2 separate regions of the Mus musculus genome follow, and region 2 is linked to region 1. The links are chromatin loops, found by intact Hi-C in ENCODE. Cell type or tissue: gastrocnemius. All regions are shown on one strand. Each heading gives the region's core, and the rest is flanking DNA. Links, peaks and the distances in the headings are about the cores only.

The links. Peaks named below come from ENCODE experiments on the same cell type or tissue, not always from the same donor. Only the 100,000 strongest peaks of a DNase experiment are listed, where the experiment ranks them.
Region 2: a loop joins it to region 1, with 2.1 times the contacts of the local background. A loop is called at or near these places in 1 of 42 quality-filtered maps.

Annotation. Positions count from the first base shown.
Region 1 is chr9:54,860,535-54,865,909 of GRCm38, forward strand. It overlaps Ireb2 (iron responsive element binding protein 2), which reads left to right and starts at 3,221. Exons shown (of 22, transcript NM_022655.3): 1 at 3,221-3,362; 2 at 4,773-4,862. The coding sequence starts at 3,344. In gastrocnemius, for the core only: no CTCF peak of the experiment used is centred there; DNase peaks (open chromatin) are centred at 3,150 and 3,497; H3K4me3 peaks cover 2,206 bases; H3K27ac peaks cover 1,550 bases.
Region 2 is chr9:55,137,991-55,143,365 of GRCm38, forward strand. No RefSeq gene overlaps it. Among named protein-coding and RNA genes, the nearest start is that of Ube2q2, 8.7 kb to the right of the region's middle. In gastrocnemius, for the core only: a CTCF peak has its summit at 2,264; a DNase peak (open chromatin) is centred at 2,273.

The sequences.
Region 1 (5,375 bases), core at 247-5,246:
TACCTACCCTGTGCCCGCCTTCATATGCACCTAAAGCCACAGGCGACACCATTGAGACACGGTCAGTACGAGTCATTCCAGTGGCTCATGTGGTGATGGCAGTTTATAGCCTTTGCCATTATAGAGCGTCAACATTGTAAGTAAATACTTTTTTAAAACTTGGTTGCATAAGTTTTCATGAACTTTGAAGTGAGCGCTGTGATGCAATATCTAAAGGTTGGACTCACCTGATGAACCTTAGCATGAAGAAACAATGAGGCAAGTTCCAATTAATGAACATTTTGCAAAAACAACTATGTGCTTTGACAGATACCAACAGCACCAAGGAAAATAAGCAGCTAAGAGACTATCCTAAGTACAGACTAGACAGGATTGGATTTTAGTGGGAAAAAGTTTCTAGAAAAACAATATTATCTAGGCGTGGTAGCACATGGCTGTAACACCAGTACTTGGGAGGTTGAGGCAGGAGAACTGCTATAAGTTTGAAGATACTTTGGGCTTTTTTCCCCTCTGAGTCAGCTCGAGACACCCAAGACCAAGTTCTCAGCAAAAAGGAGGGACAGAGGACAGGATAGGGGACAAAGACTGGAGATAAAGGACAGGGAGAAGGGGAAGGGAACAGGGAGGGGAGAAAGGGAGCAGGACAAAGGGGGAAAGGAGCATGTCTGTGGGGGAGGGGAGCAGGGGACTGCCTCTGGATGGAGAGCAGACAGACAAGCCTCCTAGGCATATGACAGTTTATAAAGGGAAAAGGGAAACCCTGGGTTAGGGTGAGGTTTTAAATTTAATTGTGCGTGTTAATTAGGTGGGCCAAAGGGGGCTGTTGATTGCTGGACTTCAATCTTTTAATAGCTGGACCTTTGTTGTCAGCCTCAGGAGGAAGAAGTAGCTAAATAAGGGAACAGACCTTGATTGCCAGCTTTAGGAGTGTAATCTAACAGTTTTACAAGGCAGAGGGAATGAAGGAGAAGGGCAGGCCCTGCCAGAGCCACGTTTGTCACGCGTGGGCAGCCTAGTGTCCCTTTGGGGTTGTCTGGTGAATGTGGAATCAGCCAGAGCTACACAGCAAGACCATCTCAAAACAAATAAATAAAACAAGGTAAACAATTGAAACAATTGGCAACATTTTAAAATTTGGTTGTAAATGATGTCAATGTTTGATTATAGAATATTAATAGGGCTGATTCTTCAAATGCATAAAGTGTAAATATTAATGGTACTGTACCAGTGCTAAATTTCCTTCTTTCTTTCTTTCTTTCTTTCTTTCTTTCTTTCTTCTTCTTTTTTTTTTTTTTTTTTTTTTGAGACAGGGTTTTTCTGTATAGCCCTGGCTGTCCTGGAACTCACTTTGTAAACCAGGCTGTCCTCAAACTCAGAAATCCACCTGCCTCTGCCTCCTGAGTGCTGGGATTAAAGGCATGTACCACCACGCCCAGCTAGTGCTAAATTTCTTGAATTTAACTGTTGTAGTGTGGTTGTATGAGAGACTGTCCTGGGGGGATGGAGAGATTGCTTAGCAATTAAGGCCATTTGTGCTCTTGTAGAAGACTTCAGTTCAACCCCCAGAACCACAACAAACGAATTTTCAAAAGCTCAAACTAGTGAAAACCATGAGATTTGAGAGATAGGTTGGTAATTAGGATGATTCAACACCCTCTTCTGGCCTCCTTGGGCACCTGCACACACATGACATACACTAACATTGAGATACACATATAAATAAATCTTTAAAACATAAAAAGAAAAGCCCAAGTCTTGAAAGAGTGAGTAAGGGTTAGCCAACGGTGTACAGGAGTGTTGTTTCAAGAGAAGCAGAACTATTCAGTTCAGCCTCGTGAACAATGAAGTTATACGTGAGCTCTTGCTTCCATCTGAATGCATCGCAAATCCAGACTCAGTTTCTTGGTATGTGAGTTTGGTTACTGTGTCCTTCCTAGTTTGTTTCAGTTTCATGGAGATGATTTCGAGAATAGTCATGCCCTTGAGACTTTCTGAGAAGACTGTCACAGTTGTTAAGGTCAGGAAGCCAGTGGATCAAGTGGACTTCTAAACAGTAATGGAAGAGAGGAGCCAAGGATAGCGTGCTGGTATGTGCTTAGGCGGTGGCATTCGCTGGTGTAGGTGACAGACACATAAGGACTCAGTCACTGGCTTGGGTGGCAGTGGTTGTGGTGGTGGTTTTGCATAGGAGATGCCTGTGGTAACAAGCGTTAGGATATATTCCTCTAAGCTTAGGAGATGGGTTTGAGTTGTAGGTAGGCTAGAGAGCATCAGCTTATGAACGGATAGCTGGAGCCAATAGACAGATGAATGAGCCAGAGGAAATGAAATCTGGTGCAAAGCTCATGTCACGAGATAGAGTTAATGACAGTACACTTAATAGCTGGGCAGAGAAAGGCCCTGGTAGAGGAGACTGGGATGAAGCAGGCTTGGAGGCCAGGAAGTACAGAATAGTTTTGGAATTATGGAAGCTAATACAGTTTGTCTTAGCAAACATACTAAACAAACAGTTAAAGCAAGAGCTGGGGTATTAGCAAATAGTTATGCCTACCTTTATCACAGGCATTTTTGGAAGTGGAAACCAGTCTGAGAAGGGATAGGAGTGGGGAAGAAAAGGGCAAACCAGACAACTCCAAAGAGTCCGCTAACCAAAAGACAAGACAGGGAAGACATAAGGACTCTCCCTGGCGGGGCCAGAGAGAAACTTAGGACACCATCACGTTTAACTGCTCCTGGGAAGAGAAAGGTTGAAGTTATAGGAAAGTATGGACATTTTAATTCATTCAATTAGTCGATTGCCTATGTGTCCCATTAACCCGGCCTTGTTCTCTTGAGAATGCACGAGTGGGCGCCTCATTACATCACGGCTTAACACAAGGCTTTACCATGCAGGGAGAACTTGAGTCCCAATCCTGGCTCTTTCCTACAAGACAGTCCTGCAGACATCGCGGGACCTCAAAACCTCACGGTATACTTTTGGGCCCACAAGAAAGTAACGGAACCTATGGCGTCCCGTTGTCAAAGTTACTAACCTCCCAGGGTTCCGCCCCCCCACCTCCAGCTCTGGAGAACAACAGAGGCTGCGCAGAGACCCGCCTACCCGCTGGCTCCGCCCCGCTCTTTCTTTGTTTCGCCGGTCCGAGGATCTCGCGAGAGTTAGCCGGCAAATCCCGCGAGCGCGGACCCCGGGCCAGCTCTGCGGCTCTCGCGGTGCCTGCGCGAGACTGCTTCCTTCCTCCTTTCCCCTGCCCGTCCGCCCGTCTTCCTCCCTCTCTTCCCGGCCTGGCCTCCCCCTCCTTCCCCCGCTGGCCCCCTCCCCGCAGGGATAATATGGTCTCCGGCGATGGACTCCCCAAGTGCAGGTCAGTTCCCGGCCGCCGCCTTAGCGTTGGCGGCTGGTGGCGTGCGCTGCTGTACATCCGTGGCCCTCGCTGTGCTCTGCTTACGGTCACCCGGGGGGGCGGTCGGGCCCTCAGGGCTTGGTCGTTCTCTCCCCTCGGGGCGGAGGCCGCGAAGGCCGGGCGTCCCCGCCCGCGCGTCCCGCTCTTCAGCGGAGCGCTAATTCCGCCCCTGGCCGGGGCCCGCTGCTTGTTGGCTGCAGCCTCCAGGCCCCCAGGAGGAACTGCTGGGGCAGGGACAAGCCCACGTCTTTCTCTGCCCGCCCCCCTTTTGTGAGCATTGAGTGTCGGAAGACCTGGCTCCCTTGTTTGGCTTTCACTCTGCTGGCTGATCCTTCTACCCAGCATCCTGGGATCTCCCTTTCTTTGCTCCTGGAAGTGGAGGGGCTGTCGAGGCTGAACGTTAGCCGGTTCCCAGATCATTTGTTGCAGTCTCCTCCCCCATCCACCTCCCTCCACAAAAGAAAAACACTGTTCTTTCTGAATGGACTGTGCTTGTCTTTTCTGGTTTTGGAAGAAGATCTTAGAGCAATGTTTAAGGGTCTCACCCATCCAAGTAATGAGGCCGCATAATGAATTTTTATCTACCTCACCCTTTCTCACAACACTGAGAGTGGGGGCATATTCAATTAGTGCATAACCATTAAGGGTATATCTCTTAGTAGAATCTAATGTGCCAGTTTACCTAGATATTTTGATGGTCACTTTAAAAATCATCTTTAGTGTTCTGTTGTTGGATTTTTAATTGCCTTTTGAACCTCTAACAATGGTTTTGTCAAAGCATTATCTCTGTACTTAAGCATGTTCAGGGCACGATTTCTGAATGCTTGTACATCATTTAAACCATTCTTATGGTCTCTTTGCAGACATTTAACATTTCTAAGATTGAAAAGCCATTGGGTGGGTAATGCTGTAATCCCAGCATTCAGGAGACAGAATGGGCGATTATTGCCTCTACTTGCAGGCTCTCCTGGGTTGCCCAGTGAGGTTAAGTCCACTCTGGGATACAGTGACAACACCCTGTGTCAACAGGCAAGGTAGAAAGCTGTCTGTCTCACTAGTTTCTGTTTGACAAGAGTCGAGGTTTAGAATTGTCCCCTTGCAGTCCCGTGGAGACGAGTCTTGTGTCTGTGGTATGGGACAGTCAGCACCTCCATCACTGCCTCCATGGTTCAAGGTGGCCCTCGTAGCTGCCCCGCAGGGTAATGCAAATGTGCAATATTCCCATCAGCTTTCCATCACACACAGAGTTCTGCTGAGCAAAAGTTTGGGTGTTTTCTCTTTGAATAAGGTTCTTGGTAACTGTAGTTAATGTACTTAATGTATTTGATGGAATGTATTTAATGAAAGGCATTTGTTCTTTTTCTTCTCCAGGATACACCTTTGAGTACCTTATTGAAACATTAAATGGCAATTCACAGAAGAAGTTCTTCAATGTACCTAAACTTGGCGGCACCAAGTATGGTAATGTTGCTTTACGTTTTTCGTGGGCTTAGTTTCTAGTAGTTACAGTGCATTGGTCAAGGTGAGCAGAAGACATTTTATAAAACTTCCTTTGGGACTTTTGGTTGAGAACAATAGAAACCATACCTCGATTTCTTCTTTAAACTTTTAGTTAATTAGATGCTGCCTCTCCTCCCCTCCCCCCAGAAGCTAATCTTATTTTTAAAAGAGAACATCATAATCTATAGTGACTGAATGTGTGTGTTAACTTTTTCAATGGTCAGTGCCTCTGGTTATTGTTTTGTTTTTGTTTTTTTCAGGACAGGGTTTCTCTGTAGAATGTGACTGTCCTGTCATCCACTCTGTAGACCAGGCTGGTCTCATACTCAAAGATCTATCTGTTATTGCCTTCCAAGTGCTAAGATCAAAGGCAGGGACCGCTACTGCTTAGAGCCTCTGATTATTCTTTAAAAATATTTATCATCTTTAAATAGAATCATCAACTGAGCCCACTGGTTCAAATTGTTCTTCACT
Region 2 (5,375 bases), core at 101-5,100, 280 kb after region 1:
TGTGGGACTTGTTTGGAAAAAAAACAAAACAGAGAGGATGGGCAAGAGAGAGCCATGGGGAACAAGGCAGAAAGCACTGTTGTTTTACAGACCAGTTCTTGCCTCTAGGTTCCTGCCTTGGCTTCCCCTGATAATAGGCTGTAACCTGTAAGCCACAACAAAAAACAACCACAAAAAACTGCTATCTTAATGGCCATCAAGCCCCAGGACTCCAACTGTCTCGGTCTCCCCAGAGCTGGACTTACAGGAGTCTGCCACCTTACCTGGCTTGCTTGTGTGTTTGTTTTAGTTTCGTTGTTTTGTTTTGTATTTTGAGACAAGGTTTCTCTGTATAGTCCTGGCTGTTCTGGGACTCGGTTTGTAGACCAGGCTGGCCTCAGCTCACACATATATGCTTGCCTCTGCCTCCCATGCCATCACACATGGGTTCTCCTATCAAACTCAGGTCTGCATGTTTTTACGGCTGTAATCAGGTTTGCATGCTTTTATCAGCCTTGACTGGCTGAGTTATTTTCCCAGCTCCTCCCATCCCAGTCTTCTTTTGAGTGTTTTGTGTGGAACAGCTCAGAAGTCAAAAAAGAAACAATGTAATCTGTTTTAGCCAACACTGAGACAGGCCCCTGCCCGCCTTCCCTTTCTTAGGACATTTATTACAAAAGGAAATATTTTCTATGTCTTTGGTGTGTGTGTCCATCAACGCATAGTGTTTTGCTCAAGGACCCAAAAACCATTACTTTGAAACGTATCCATCAGAACGGACAGGGAAAAGTGGATCCTAACTTTGAGAGTGGCACCATCGCATCCCTGCAAGCCCTCAGCAAGCTCTTCCCCTAGGACCAGTTCACTCCCCTGACCCTCCTTCTCAACCTGACCTGTCACCGATGCACACACTGGAACGGAGCTTGGCCCTTTCCCCTGTTGTCAGAAGTTACTGAATGAAAAATCTGTTCTCCTCACTTTAACTATTGTCTGGCTTTATTTAATCACTGTCAGAACCTTCCCCAGATACAAAGATTATTTAAAGAATGGTTGGCAGCCGTGAGTGATGCAAACATCAGTAATAGGTTTATTTGTTCTTTTTTTCTCCTTTATTTTCCCTTTGTGACTTGTCTCTTTCCAGGAAGGACACAGTCCAGAAAGAGTAATACAATAAGGCCCAATGGGAAGCCAACTGTCCTGAGAGGGAGTCTGTTGGTTAGGGAACATGCTGAAAACAAAGCACCTAAAATAGAGTACTGACATTCGAGAGCTTCTTTCTCTCTTACATAGTAGGTAGGAGGTGAGTTCAGCAGGAGAAGGGCAGCTGTGATCCCACTCTGCCACCATGGAAGTGATAACGTCTTTTCCAGGTGTACCCCCTTGTCCACATCTTAGCTATTGGGCCCCACTGATAGTGGTGGCTCACACCTTTAACCCCAGCACTCAGGAGTCAGAGGCACGCAGATCTCTGTGATTTTGAGGCCAACGTGGTCTACAGAGTGAGTTCCAGGACAGTTAGGGCTACACAGAGAAACCCTGTCTCAAAAAAAAAAAAAAAAAAAAAAAAAAAAAAAACAACAACAAACCAAAACAAACCAAAAAAAAAAAAAAAAAACAAACAAAAAACCCAAACAAACAAAAAAACCAACCAACTAACAAACCAACAAACAATCTCCTCAAAAGGGAAACCCAGGTGCAATTGGCATAGTGAATATCCAAAACAGAACAGAAGTATCCTGGGGGAGGGGGGAATGAAATTGGGGTCCAAAGGGATTCTAGAATATTACCAGTTTTATCAGAGAGACCATATTTGTATTTGGAATCCTTGTTCAATGGCTTACTTCTGGGACAGTGCCGACTAAGACCAAATCTGGGATCCTTTGAAATTCAGAGGGAAACTACACCACATAACTGTTGCATTTAGAAAGTAGAAGAGAAGTCAGTTCTTCAACCAAGACAAAGTATTTCTCCCTGGCCTTCTCTGTTCTCTGCCAGGAAGCACTACTAACTACTGGGCATGCCTTCTGTCCAGCTCCTGTGGCACTTACGTTTGCTCTGTTCTCACACCTGTGGGCTCCTTGACCATTTCAACCCTTTGAGCTAGCAAATTCCCTCACGCATTCTTGGAACTAAGCATGTCTGGATGGTGGAAAATATGAATTCTGTCCAAGACCTCTTGACACACAAAGAAATCAAGTATCAGAGAATGTGACTGGCCACATGTTCCCGGGAGAGTAACCCCGGAAGCCAGCTCAGTGCCATTCTGGTATTCTGCCATGAGCAGATTTTGTTTTAACCTCTGAGTGGAGCTCCAGGCTTTTAGCTGGAGCGTGTTTGTAACTGGTAAAGAGGCCTCCACCCTGAGTGGGCTGTGTTGTCTACCCTTGCCCATGAGATTTGAAGGACTGTGCTCATCACTATTTAATTTTTCATACTTTGTAAGATGAGACCTAAATGTAACCAGGGAGATAATCTATTGATTTCAGGCTATTCAGAATCCTATAATGCATTCATTGATTATGGAAAATGCAAACAGAATCAAGCTCTTGTTTCCATGAATTTCTCTTGGAAATCACACCCCTTGATGACCCGAATCTGATCCCAGAGGAGGAAGACCCCCTTAAGCCAAAGTGAAAGCACCAAGACACTTACTCAGCTTGGTCTGGGGAGAAGGATTTTTTTTTTTTTTTTCTGAAACAGGGTACCATTTAACATTTGTGAAGCATCAGTGAATTGGCTGTTTGTCTAGAAGCCTGGTGTTCAGGTGTTTGTAAATCAAGCTCTGAATCACTTCTATTTCAAGAGTCCTTTTGTGATTAGAAAACAGATCAAATCAAACCAGGAGCTGGGGAAGTAGCTCAGTGAGAGTCAAGGGCTCACAGTGTAAACATGAGCTCCCAATTTGATCCCCAGCAGTCACATAAAAAAAAAAAAAAAAAAAAAAAAAAAGATGCCTATAGTGGTACAAGCCTATAACTCCAGAGCAGGGGAGGGGGGGGGGCGTGCAGGAAGATCTCCCAGCTTTGCTGACCAGCCAGTTCAGCTCAAACTCTGAGCTTCAGGCTCAGTGAGAAACCTAAAATACAAACAAACAAAAATAAAGTTGGGGCTGGGAGGTAGGGCAGTGACAGAGTGCTTGCCTAGCAACTTATGAGGTCCTGGGTTCAAACCCTAGCAAACCAAACAGATATGTACTGACTTTTTAAATTTTCTTTTCAAAATTCTTCCATGACTGACATCTCTCTATCTTAAATATGTAGAGACTAGTTTAAAATTATGTATTTAGGCTACTGACATGTATCTATCCAATACCAATATTTTGGAAAATATAAATAAGCAGATAGAAAATTGAAATAGCCTCAAGTCACTGCCAGGAAATGTTCATTATTAATATGATGGTGCATCCTTCCAGGTACTTATACAGCCTGGATAAAGGCCCTCAGTTATTCCACTGGGTAGTCCAAAATGTTTGAAATGTCCAGTTCTAAGACTTGGAATCCTATTTTATCTTTTACAATGATAAAAGTGCTTTTCTATGCACAGACATACATATTTTGTGTGTGTTTTATATGTGTATGCTTGCGTGCACACACACACACACACACACACACACACACACACACACACAGTCTCCTATATAGAGGCCAGAAGTCAACATTGGCTGTCTTGCTGAATTGCTCTTCATGATATTTTCTGAGACAGGGTGTCTCACTGATTCAGTTGACCTGGCTGGCCAGGAAGCCTAAGATCCTTCCATCTGCCTCTCCAGGCTGAGGTTATAGTTTTCTGTTACCAAGCCCAGTTTTTAATTTTTAAAAATATTCCTTGCCCTATGTTCCTAGGTGCAGACCTGAGATACAAAGTCTCTATCCGGAGATACAAAGTCTCTATCCTGAGGCTCCCCCTCACCCCCAGCACACCACAGTCAGCATCTCTTTAGGCTGTGTGGCATCACTGCTTTCCTGCCGGTCTTCCATCCTATTCACTATTACTCTGAATAAAACTCTTTCTGGACTATCATCACCCCTCAGATTCAGCAGCTCTGCCCCAGGCACGTCCCTAGAGTTGGCAGGATACTTTCTGATCTCACTGCTGCTCGCTCTGCTTCAGCTTCTCTCACTACTGACGTGGGCTGATCCAAAGTCTCTGAGAAATTGTTTGTTTGGGCTGGAGAGATGACTCAGCGGTTAAGAGCACTGACTGCTCTCCCAGAGGTCCTGAGTTCAATTCCCAGCAACCACATGGTGGCTTATAACCATCTGTAATGGGATCCAATGCCCTCTTCTGGTCTTTCTGAAGATAGCTACAATGTACTCACACATAAATAAATAAACAAATAAATAAATCTTTTAAAAAATTGTTTCAAAAAAAAAAAAAAGAAAGAAAAAAAAATTTAAGCCGGGTGTGGTGGCGCACGCCTTTAATCCCAGCACTCAGGAGGCAGAGGCAGGCGGATTTCTGAGTTCGACGCCAGCTTGGTCTACAAGGTGAGTGCCAGGACAGCCAGGACTACACAGAGAAACCCTGTCTCGAAAAACCAAAAAAAAAAAAAAGTTTCACCAGAGCATCCTCTCTCTCTCTCTCTCTGCCTCTCTGTCTCTCTCTCTGTCTCCTCTTCTCTCTCTGTCTCTCTCTCTGTGTGTCTCTCTCTGTCTCTCTCTTCCCCCCCCCCCCCCCGCCGTGTGTGTGTGTGTGTGTGTGTGTGTGTGTGTGTGTGCATATGCATGTAGAGGCCAGAGGACAACTGAAGTAGAAACAACATAAGGGTTCTTTGGAAAGTTAGTATTTTGCTGGGGCAAACACATGAAGGAATGTTTAGCTGAAGCAGACACAGGTGAAAGGATGTTCGGCTAAAGCAAGCATGTGAAAGGACATGTGATGAGGGATTCTTTTCTAACAACATGCATGCATTGGTCTGCCTTATATCTCAGAGTTGAGCTGCATTTGTCGAGACTCCATAAAGAAGCATACCAAAAAACTTCTGTTAGTGCGCTGCAGTTTCTTGTCACTTCAGCAGACTTGGGTTGATTGGTAGAGTGATGTCAGCTGAGACGGACACACATGCTGAGGCAAGACACTTGGAGGACACCTGATGTTGGAGGGTATAAATAGGACTTGAAGGGCAGAGGCAGAGGCTGAGCTAGGCTTGCTGACAGAGCTAGCTGTGCAACACTTGTGGGTCTTGAGTTTTTCGCTGATTTTTGCTTCCTTGAGAGAGGCATAGCTGAGAACTTCTGGTGTTCCTCTTGGTCCTTGCTGCTGGCCACTGCTGAGGCTGAGTCCGAGTTGGCTCTGCTAGTCAGTGCCTCGGCTGCTGATTCGTGTTTGCTATCCCAGCTCTACCAAATTGGACTGCTGGTGTATCTGTCAAGTGTTTGGGCGTGGATCAACCTGCT